2 separate regions of the Homo sapiens genome follow, and region 1 is linked to region 2. Evidence: read pairs that join two places in POLR2A ChIA-PET (ENCODE). Cell type or tissue: HCT116. All regions are shown on one strand. Each heading gives the region's core, and the rest is flanking DNA. Links, peaks and the distances in the headings are about the cores only.

Region 1 (5,386 bases), core at 189-5,188, 78 kb before region 2:
TTGCCAGTTTGGACAATAAAGGAACAACTCCATGATCTGTGATAACAGCTAAATTTTCTTGATCTTTTGCTATGTTGGTAATGGCAGCACATACACTTGCCAGAACTTCTTTGTTATCTGATTTCAGTAAATTGACAATAAGTTCCAAACCACCAACAAAGGAACGAACCATTTCCCCAGCATCCTAGACAAAAATAAAAGTAAAGATGGTATCAAAACTAAACCTACATTTAGGCATTTTTTAAGAGGCAGAAAGTAACAATACAGCTGTGAGGTACATCTTTGGCATGAAAGACTACTTCAACTTAATTTATTTCTATATTATATATTATTTCTACATGTATATGTATAAAGTGTGTGTGTGTACATATGTATAAGTCTATATACATATGTAGCACATATAAAAATTCAGTTTCAAAAAATATTTATTGAATATTACAGGAGAGTCACTGTGTTAGCTACTGAGGATATCAAAGTTATTAAAGTACAGTTGATTCTTACTATTTGTGGTAGCTTTGTTCTATAAAGTAATTGCAAACACTGAATCAGCCAATACTAAACTTTTTCTCTTAGGAGAAACATAGGACTAGGTTCCTGCAAGCCTCTGGCTACAACATTTTCATCAGTTGATGGATACATAACCTTGTTTTATGTGTATTTCTGTTTGAAGACACCTGATTTCATATATATTGTTCATTCATTCATATTGAACTCATGGCCAACAGCATTATAGCTCATGCAATGGAGCTTATTTAACACAGATATTTTCTCTTTCAGGCACACCACAGCCTTCTTGCCCTTACAAACCATAGGCAGCACCTCAGCACCACATCTGGGGGCCACTGTGAACAGTGAAATAACCAACAAAAAGCACAAAAATCCAAAAATTATGGCACTAAATGGACTGCAAAATGGACACTTGCTTACAGTATGAGAAATGAAACAAGAAGGCAGAGAATCGCCTTCTTCAGCCTCAGCTGAGAACGTGTGCATTGGACGACTCAAATTTTTCACTTCTCTGTGCATGTCCAAGAATGACCATATTGAGTAGGGGGTTACAAGTAAATTTGAGCAAGTAGGCAAATTCCCAAGGAGAATTTGTGAATAATGTGGATCGACTTTATATATTCTTTTGCCATGATGTTGCCTACAACTGGTGGGGAAGATGGGCATTAAGAAATTACAAGTATAACAAATAGCACTGGAGGGAGGAGGAGATGAAGAGACTACAAATCCATACAATGAGGAAACCTCAACTAATATAAAGGTTCAAGGGCTGACTCCCCAAGGCCTAAGGGACAAAAAGTTATCCAGCGTGAAAGGGATTCTGGTTGGACAAATCATCATGTTGCACAGATCTGACAGCGAGAGAGAAGGTGATTTTTTTTTTTTCTAGTTCAGAATGACTGGAGCACAAAATAAGAAAGGCAGCATGGGAGAAAGTGAGACTTAAGAGGTGAGATCTTGAAGGGTCTCACCTTTAAGATCCTTCAGGGAGCATCTTGGTAAAGGGTTTGGAGTTCATTTTTAAGGGCATTGGAAAGCCCCTGAAGAGGCTGAAGTGTGGGGGAAGGATTTTTATCAATTTTTTATCTTAGAAGATTTCTCAGAATTACAGGGTGCAGGGTTGGAGTGGGTGCAAAGAATGGTATAGGGAACACAGGGGCTATTTCGCTAGACCACATGGGAAGTGGTGATGGTTTGGGGGAGGGTGGTGGTCTATGCCTGGAGAGAAGATTGTGGATTTGGGAAGCTTGCTTGGAGAAGATAGAGATGAGTGATTTGAGATGATTCCCACGTCTCTGGCTCAACTTAGTAGGGCTAATGTTGGAAGAGCTGGGTTTGGTTTGACTTGGTTTGGTTTTCTTGGGGTGGCATATGATATTAGAAGACCTAATTTGAATGAAGTACCCACAGACATTTAAGTGGAACTATCTAGGATGCAGATGAATGTATGGGCTTGGAGCTTAGAAAAAAAAAACAGGCTGGAAGTGGAGATTTGGAATTCATCAGAATAAAGACTGTAACTAAAGCCATGCAAATTAGAGAGTGAGGAGTGAAGTGAGAGTGGAGAGTGAGGTGAGAGCGGGGAGTGAGGTGAGAGCGGGGAGTGAGGTGAGAGCGGGGAGTGAGGTGAGAATGGGGAGTGAGGTGAGAGTGGGGAGTGAGGTGAGAGTGGGGAGTGAGGGGAGAGTGAGGAGTGGGGTGATAGTGGGCTCTTTCTGGTGTCCCAGGTGTGGGCCAAGGAAAAGAATTTGTCAGAAGATCTTGGAGTCAGATCTCCACCTTCTCTAAGGTTGTATGGGGGTGAGTGTAATGTCCACCAATTACTTGGCTCTATCACTTTCTCAAATAATAATAATTCACATCTTTTGCATCCCAACGGCGTATCAGGCATGGTACTACGCACTTCACATAAGTTATTTCAGTTAAACCTCACAGGAATCATGCAAAATGGGTATTATTTCCATTTTAGGTTTTTAAAAGTGAGGCTCAAAGAGGTTGAACCTTATAAAATAGATTGTATCCCTCATGAAGGTAGGCACCATGTGTTACTCAACTGAGTGATCATTAGAAACCGTAAATCTGATGATCCCATCTCCATACCCACCAAATTCTTCCACAGCAACCCCTGCCCTTAGGATAAAATTCAAACTCCACAACGTTGTTTGCAAACCTTTCAAGGTGCACCCCTGGTTTATCTCTCCAGCCTCAACTTCCCTGCCTTGACACCTCTTCTCCAACCTCCCCCACATATACCCTGAGCCAGTGGCTCTCTATGTGAGCTAATAATAAGAACCCTGGCACTCATTCCCTGAGAATGTGATTCATTAAGTCTGGGTGAGGTCCACTAAAATATTTGTATTTTTAAAAACTCTCCAGCCAGTAGAGGGAACACTACTTTATGAATTAGTCCTTCAGTTTTCATGTCCTCAAATGTGCATGTCTCCACAAGTCTGCACAAACCTTTTCTGTCTGTCTTCCTGTTAGCTTGGGAATTCCTACACATCTTCAGCTGCCAACTAAGGTATGCTCTTCTTCAGGAAACCTTTCCTGAACCTCAAGTCTGGGTTAAGTGGCATCTTCCATAATACCTGGTTCTCCTGTATGACAGCACCTATCACTGCACATAGTTGTGGTTTCTTTGTTTGTCTTTGACCCTGAACTGTAAGTCCCAGGAGGGTGAGGACTCTTGCTGTCTCATTCATTGTTGAATGCCTGGTACCTATGCCAGTTTCTAGCAGTTAGTAGATACTCAACTAACATTCATTGAATTTGATTGTTTGCAAACTCATAGCCTTAAAAGAAAGCTTTCACTGTGGTTACAACAAACCAAACTAAACTCCTACTAAATGGTGAAGGCAGGACACGAGTCAGGTTCTATGCAAGTGTGAGGGCGAAGCCACTTTCTCTCTGTAACACGTTGCCTTACCTGATTGCTGAGAGAAGTGACAGCAGCAATATTGGTGGGCTGGTTCTCAATAGTAAATCTAAATACAATTTCTGATAGTTAGGACATACTTCTAAATTCTGATGTATTCATAAGCTTATTTGGAAAAATAGTTAATTGCCATTCTTTGTAAAATTCTACAATAAAGATTTCTGTGTAATACAAAAGAAATGATTATATTTTCAATTGTCTTCTATACTGTCACTTTATTACACTTCTATGCATTAGGATGCTCTCAAATCAAAATACTATAAACATGAATGTATTAACCTTGAAATATCCAACACTGTTTAATCCTAATTACCCTTTGAGGCAGTTAGTGGTGGTAGATGGAGCTTTAGTATTTGCATGTCATAGATGAAGAAAACCCAGAGGAATAAATTAACATGTAAAAGGTAAAATGACAGAGTGGCAGAAGCAGGATTTGATTCCAGATCTGTCTGACCCCAGAGCCCCCTCACAATATTGTGATTTGTAAATCCTAACCATATACTTGGCTCAAATGAGGCCATGCACATGTAAATTCAAAAGCAAAAACAGGGGCTCTTAGAATTTCAGGGGACTTCAAAAGCATAGCCCCAAAGCTCAACTTTTCCAAGGATCATCTTGGTCCAATTGTGTTACTATGAAGGGATACTTTATAAATTACTGGGTAATTTATAAAGAAGATAAGTTTATTTGGCTTATGGTTCTGCAGGCTTTACAAGAAACATGGTGCCAGCATCTGCTTCTGGTGAGGGCCTCAGGAAGCTTCCACTCATGGTAGAAGGTGAAAGGAAGTAGGCATCACATGGTAAAAGAAAGGAAGCAAGAGAGGGGAGGGAGGTGCCAGACTTTTTAAAAGACTTTTAACAATCAGTTCTGGTGGGAACTAATAGACCAAGAAGAACTCACTCATTACAAAGCTGGCACCAAGGCATTCATAAGGGATCAGCCCCCATGACCCAAACTCCTCCCATTAGACCCCACTCCAACACTGGGGATCAAATTTCAACATGAGATTTGGAGGGGAAAATATCCGAACTATCTCAATGATGTTATAGATGTCAATAGTCTCATACATTTGTCAATGACAAAATCACAGAACTTCTTTTTTTTTTCTCAAGAAAACCGGGAGGAATTCTGGACAGATGATAGTGGCAAAGTGTTTGAATCTCATTCTCCCTATGAAAACAGTGCAGATAGTAGAGCAAAACAAAAAACACAATGGACAATATACACCATAGTAGGTGAACAAGATACCCACAACTGACCCCAAAGCACAAGCAGACTTGGAGGGACAAACTAGCAACCACAGTGGGAAGGCAGAGGCATTTGTGAAGGTCTTGAGAGCCAAGAAACCCCAAAGGGCCATGAAGTTCTCACTGGAAAGTTCCAGAACAGCAGCAGAAGCAGCTGCGAATGGACTTTTCAGGCTGTGATGAACGGATAAGACTACAATGCCACAAAGTCTGATGGTGCTGGGGTGTTCTGTTAGGCCTGAGTTCCATGAATTGGTAAAACTACAAACTGAAGCCTTTTCTGGGACAAAGCCATGCACAGAAGAGAAACTACACGGAATAGCATCATCCAAATTGAGCAACGCAGAGACACTGGGATGAAGGACTAAGAAAGTTCAGATAAAAAGGGAGGGTGGAAGCAGAGGGGCCAGAATGCACCCTGCATCACTGTGAAGATGACAATGGAATCCTGGGAATCAAGAAAGTAGCAGTGCCATCCTAGTCCACATCTCCCTTCTAAAAGACCAGGAAAACTCATTTCACTTACAAATAAGCAAGGGCTGGGTGCAGTGGCTCACGCCTGTAATCTCAGCACTTTGGAAGGCTGAGGCAGGCGGATCACTTGAGGTCAGGAGGTTGAGACCAGCCTGGCCAACAAAGTGAAATCCCATCTCTACTATAATACAAAAATTAGCTGGGCATGGTGGCGTGAACC
Region 2 (5,386 bases), core at 284-5,283:
TTCTCACTATTTAGGTTCTTGACAAGGTTTTCAATGATCCTTTCTGCTTTGATTGCAGCCCGGTAGTTTTCCTAGGAATAAAAACCTACATATTTATGTGTTCAAGACGTGAATATAAGTAACTGTTTACATTTATTAATAAACATGCTGAACAAACTTTCTTAGGAAATAATCACCATAGTCCAAGCTTAACATATCCCTACATCAATAAGAGAATCAACTGAATTAATATACACATATGTGTGTTTGTGTGTGTGTATATATATATAGTGTATAGATATATATGTCAGCATATATGTGTGATATATATATAAATGTCAGTATATGTGATATATATATAAATGCCAGTATATATGTGTGATATATATATAAATGTCAGCATATACGTGTGAGATTTATATAAATGTCAGTATATATGTGTGAGATATATATATATACATATATGTGTATATATATCACAGGTACTGATTTAATTAACGTCCTATCAGTTGGATCTTCTCTTTCTCATAGAATGCTGACTTCTAGAAAAAGAATGTCCTTGAGCCATCATGATAACCTTAGAAACAACTTTTGGACTAAAGAAAGTCAAGTTGAGAAGGCAAGGGAAGCAGAACTGGCATGAGTACCTCTGATGCACACTCTTGCAATGTCCCCACCACTGGAATTAGCATGTTTTCATGAGAAGTCTTCAGCAGCCGAGCCAACAGAGGAATGCCCCCAGCTTTGCGGATGGCTTCTTTATTCGTATGACTCTTACTGCAGCTCCACAGGGCCAGTGCCCCACAGCGAGCCACTTCCACGTCTCTGGCCTCATACAGACTCGATTGGGCAGGTTTTGTGGAATCATGTGCACAGTCTAGTAGAGCAACCTATAATAATAGATAAATCCAATGTTCATGGAAATCTTAAAAAGAACATTTAAGGCATTCTTCAATAGCTACAGTGTTCCTTACCAAGCTCACCTCCGTCAAAAACAAGAATGCTTTAAAAAATCACTTTTCGTACTCCATAGCAGCCACGGAAAGCAAAGAAACAAAACCCTACAAAAAACCTTCCTCCAGATTTGGGAGCTTATACATTTCCTTCCCACAAGAAATGTAAGCCCACCAAGATAGTATTTTCTTAACATGGCTCTAATATTTACATCAATCATATTTGTAAACCACATCCTCAGCCCAAACATCTCAGAAAACTAGCTTCCCTAAAACCATTAGCACTTTCTAAGGAGAACTGAATGGACTATACACCTTAAAGCCACAAGACCTGTCCAGGAACACTGGCTCACGCCTGTAATCACAACACTTTAGGAGCTCGAGGTGGGAGGATCACTTGAGGCCAGGAATTAGAGACCAGCCTGAACAACATAGCAAGATCCTGTTTCCACTGGAAAAAAAAAAAAAAAGCTGGATGTGGTGGTGCATGTGTGTAGTCCCAGCTACTCAGGAGGCTGAGGTGGGAGGATTGTTTGGGCCCAGGAGTTCAAGTCTGCAGTGAGTTATGATCACACCACTGCACTCCAGCCTGGGCAACAAAGCAAGATCCTGCCCCCCGAACCAAAAAAAAGAAAAAAAAAAAACCATGAGATCTCTTTGGAGGACATAGCCTGCCTCATGTGCTACTGAAACCAACCAAACCAAACAGCACAACTGCCAGCATCCAGTTTTTTTTTTTTTTTTTTTTGCAATAACTAAAGTCACTGAAGATCTTAAGGGAAAGGCAATTTACTATAAGGATTAAGCAGTATGTCAGGTTGCCCCATGGAGGAAGGGAAGTCAGACCTCCCTAGAGCTGCAATTGGCTGTCAGCCTTCCTTGCAGGCTCACTGTCTCTATCTGGGGCTTGGGAGCCATCATCTATGCACGTCTACTCCATTCTTCTGTCCCTGAAGGTCAACTTCCACAGATACTGCCCGTAACCACCAATCTCAAATTTATAAGGGAATAATAGCCTAGGCTAGGTAGAGTCTTTCAATCCCAATTCCAAGTTCCTGGGAGAGAGATCCAGTGGGACTGGCTTGAGACAGGTGGACACTCCTGGTCTAATTAGTTATGGCCCCAGGAAAGACGGGGATGGGGTATGGAGGCTTCCAGGTACTGACTGCAGGTGGGATAGGAACGTGGGAAAAATTCTAAGACCGTGGGATTGAACACAGATGCACAACAATAAATGATGCAGTATGGAAGTGCTCAGAAAGCCCGTAGCATTTGTGACTGTTTTGGAATTGCATGGTGGTTAGCAGGTGCTCCTCACAATCTTTGCCTTGCAAAAATTTATTCCTTGATTTAACCCACTGCCACTATGACCAGCACTACTGGTTGATTCACCAAAAATTGGTTAAATAATTGTCTTAGTTGTTTTGATGAATCTTTCTTAAATGTACGTATAGGTCACAGTCATTTCAATTTTTAATGTTGGAAGTGTTGGGGTCTTCATTTAGAAGTCTGGTGATATTTTTGTGACCAGAAAAATGCCATAGGAACTTAATTCTTGTTTATATCAGTTAGTCTATAGGAAAACTGGTTTTGTTACATGTTGTTTTGCTTAAAGTCACAATTTTTGAGAATCTGTTGATGATATTGAATGAAGACTTACTGTACTAGGTTCCTGAATGTGATGCATAAAACATATTTTATGTTACATTATCCATTCTTATAATTTAATGGGAGTAGTGTCAGTAGACAGTCACATCAACCTACCAAATTGTTTCATTATTTAAGCAGAATAATGATAATCATAGTAATAATTAAATTTTCTGTAACATTTTAATGAAAATTTTCGAACAGAAAAGCTTTAAGAATTGTACAATGATTGCACACAAACCTCCCTACATCCACCACCTGGAGTCTCTAATTAACATTCTGCCACATTCGTTTTATTACATATTTCACCATCTATTCATCCATCTATCCAGCCATAAGTCTATCTCATTTTTGAAACAAATACATTTATAGTGCTTTACAGATGACAAGTGAAAACACAGAATGTCTTTTGGAAAATTTCTGAACACATTTTTCAGTGTACCTATTTACATTAAAATCCATATTTATCCAACAGGTATTTATTAACCGTTCATACGGGTAAGGTACTGGGCTAAGTGCTGTGAAAGACACTAGGATGAATAAGGCCTGTCACTTAAAGTGCAGAAGTGGAAACAATACAGTAAGATAACAGCTCTGGGTGAGACACAAGATCTATTGATCCTTACTAAGAAAGTGAAAACATGTTGACTTTTTAAAGATCTTTCCTAATGATGGCAAAGGTGGTAAGCAGGATTCTGGTATTTTTCTTTTGATGCCAGCTATTGAGAAAATTATTTTTTCTGATTACAAAAGCAAGACTTAGACAAAGAAGACAAATTGGCAAATGTAGAAATGCAGGCAGAAAAATCAGTCAATTCAGAGAAAACTCCTGAGAGCAATTTGTGTGTTTATTTCTAGTGGTTTTTTTTAAAGATGGTAGGTACATCTTTAAAAACTGGGATCATAGATAACAGTTTTTAATCCTGTCATGATTTTATACAATATTAAATATTATACATTTTATTCCTTGCTATTAAATATACTTTTCAGGCTGGGTGCGTTGGCTCACACCTGTAATCCCAGCACTTTCGGAGGCCAAGGTGGGCGGATTACCTGAGCTCAGGAGTTCAAGACCAGCCTGACCAATATAGTGAAACTCTGTCTCTACTAAAAATATAAAAATTGGCCGGGCTTGATGGCGGGCACCTGTAGTCTCAGCTACTTGGGAGGCTGAGACAGGAAAATTGCTTGAACGCTTGAACCCCGTAGGCGGAGGTTGCAGTGAGCCAAGATCGCGCCACTGCACTCCAGCCTGAGCCACAGAAGTGAGGCTCTGTCTCAAAAAAAAAAAAAAAAAAAAAAAAAAAAAAAAAAGGCATCATAGATGTCAACAGCTTTTAAGTTGTAAAGCTTTTGACGTTTTAAAGTTTTCAGCATTCCACCGAGCAGCAGGTCTCACTATCTCTTACCTCCCATGCATGTATACTTGGATGCATTCCTAACAACGTACAATAGGTGGTGACAGTTACATCTGCTTTAAAACTGTCCTATTTCTTCAAAAAATGAGTTTGAAGATGTTTTTGTTTTGGACACTCACTAATATAAATATGCAAAAATAATTCTTAAGGGCAAGCGATACAGACAGAAGGCTCCTGGAACACGCTCTCATGGCTATGGAATTTCCAGCGTGGCCAGAAAGGACAGCAAGGAGCTGTGTGCAGTGGCGGCTGGCACTAGATGACGATGACAACATCACGGCTACTCACCAGTTTGGTGATACCCCCGTGCTGCCTCACCACCCGCCGTGCTCTTTTAAACTTGGCAACATTCGCGATAGTCTCGGCTGCCAAACATTTTAGACTCTTGTGTGGAGAATCAAGTATATTCACCATAATTGGTAAGCCCCCAAGGTCAACAATATTCTGTCTGATTTGAGGATTATGACTGATTTCCTTCAGTATTTTTAATGAACCAATCTGTGTGAGAAAAAAAAAGATGAGTGGCGAATATGTAACCCGTGCTATGTTTTTAAAAATTCCGAGTATACCTAAAATCCTTCCCCAGTTAAGTTTTTTAAGAAATCATTTCCATTCCCAGAGGTTACACACATCTGGCATATTCTCTTTCATTTAAGTAAACAATCCTCATTCAGGAAGCATGAGAGATGAATGGAGAAGAGCAAAAAAAGAAGAAAAGTAGAAAAAAGAGAAAGCTCAGTGAACAGAATCAGCAGGTCATCAGCAATAATAGCAGATAAAGACAAGAACCAGGCAACGAGGCATGGCAGAAACCTAGAGCTAAGAAGAGAGCCCAGGAAGGTGGGAACAAGACTCCGCATCCAAGGTGACAGAGCCACTCACCTTACATTTGACTTCATCGGTTTCAAGCAAATTTATCAGCACTTCCAGGCCTCCAACATCTCTGATGGCCAACTGGCAGGTTTCTTGAGCTAAGCTGAAATCCCTCATTGAACACAACGCAATCACTGTAGCTGTTTGATTTCCTCCCTACAAAGATGCAATGCCAGAGAAAGGTTAAGGAACACCGCATTCCCATAGAAATGCACTAAGTAGTTACGAATCCATGAACTGGAAAACATGTCTCTGAGTGGGCTAGAATTTGTTAAATGAATCAGGTAGAGCCGAAGCATGGAAAAGCTGTACAGAGCATCATAAAACATTGTTCCAATTAAGATTCAACATTTAAAGGCAGGCTGTCTCCTTTAAACAGCTTTAACATCAGGTGGTATTCATCTATTAAAGAGTCATGGGGACAGCCTTGAGAGGCTGACTGAGGAATGCAAGATGTACACAGAGCTAAGAGATGGTTCCCCCAGTTCTTGAACAGGGTATTGCATAATGCAAAGC

What was found. ChIA-PET counts read pairs that join two places held together with the same protein. Peaks named below come from ENCODE experiments on the same cell type or tissue, not always from the same donor. Only the 100,000 strongest peaks of a DNase experiment are listed, where the experiment ranks them.
Region 1: POLR2A ChIA-PET joins it to region 2 with 5 read pairs; 2 of 35 experiments call an interaction of 5 or more read pairs at or near these places.

What each region holds. Positions count from the first base shown.
Region 1 is chr10:27,862,439-27,867,824 of GRCh38, forward strand. ODAD2 (outer dynein arm docking complex subunit 2) reads right to left here. Exons shown (of 20, transcript NM_018076.5): 18 at 1-184. Among named protein-coding and RNA genes, the nearest start is that of MKX, 120 kb to the left of the region's middle. In HCT116, for the core only: no CTCF peak of the experiment used is centred there; a DNase peak (open chromatin) is centred at 3,165; H3K27ac peaks cover 691 bases.
Region 2 is chr10:27,939,937-27,945,322 of GRCh38, forward strand. It overlaps ODAD2 (outer dynein arm docking complex subunit 2), which reads right to left. Exons shown (of 20, transcript NM_018076.5): 11 at 4,880-5,026; 12 at 4,286-4,495; 13 at 627-869; 14 at 1-71. Among named protein-coding and RNA genes, the nearest start is that of ODAD2, 56 kb to the right of the region's middle. In HCT116, for the core only: no CTCF peak of the experiment used is centred there; no DNase peak of the experiment used is centred there.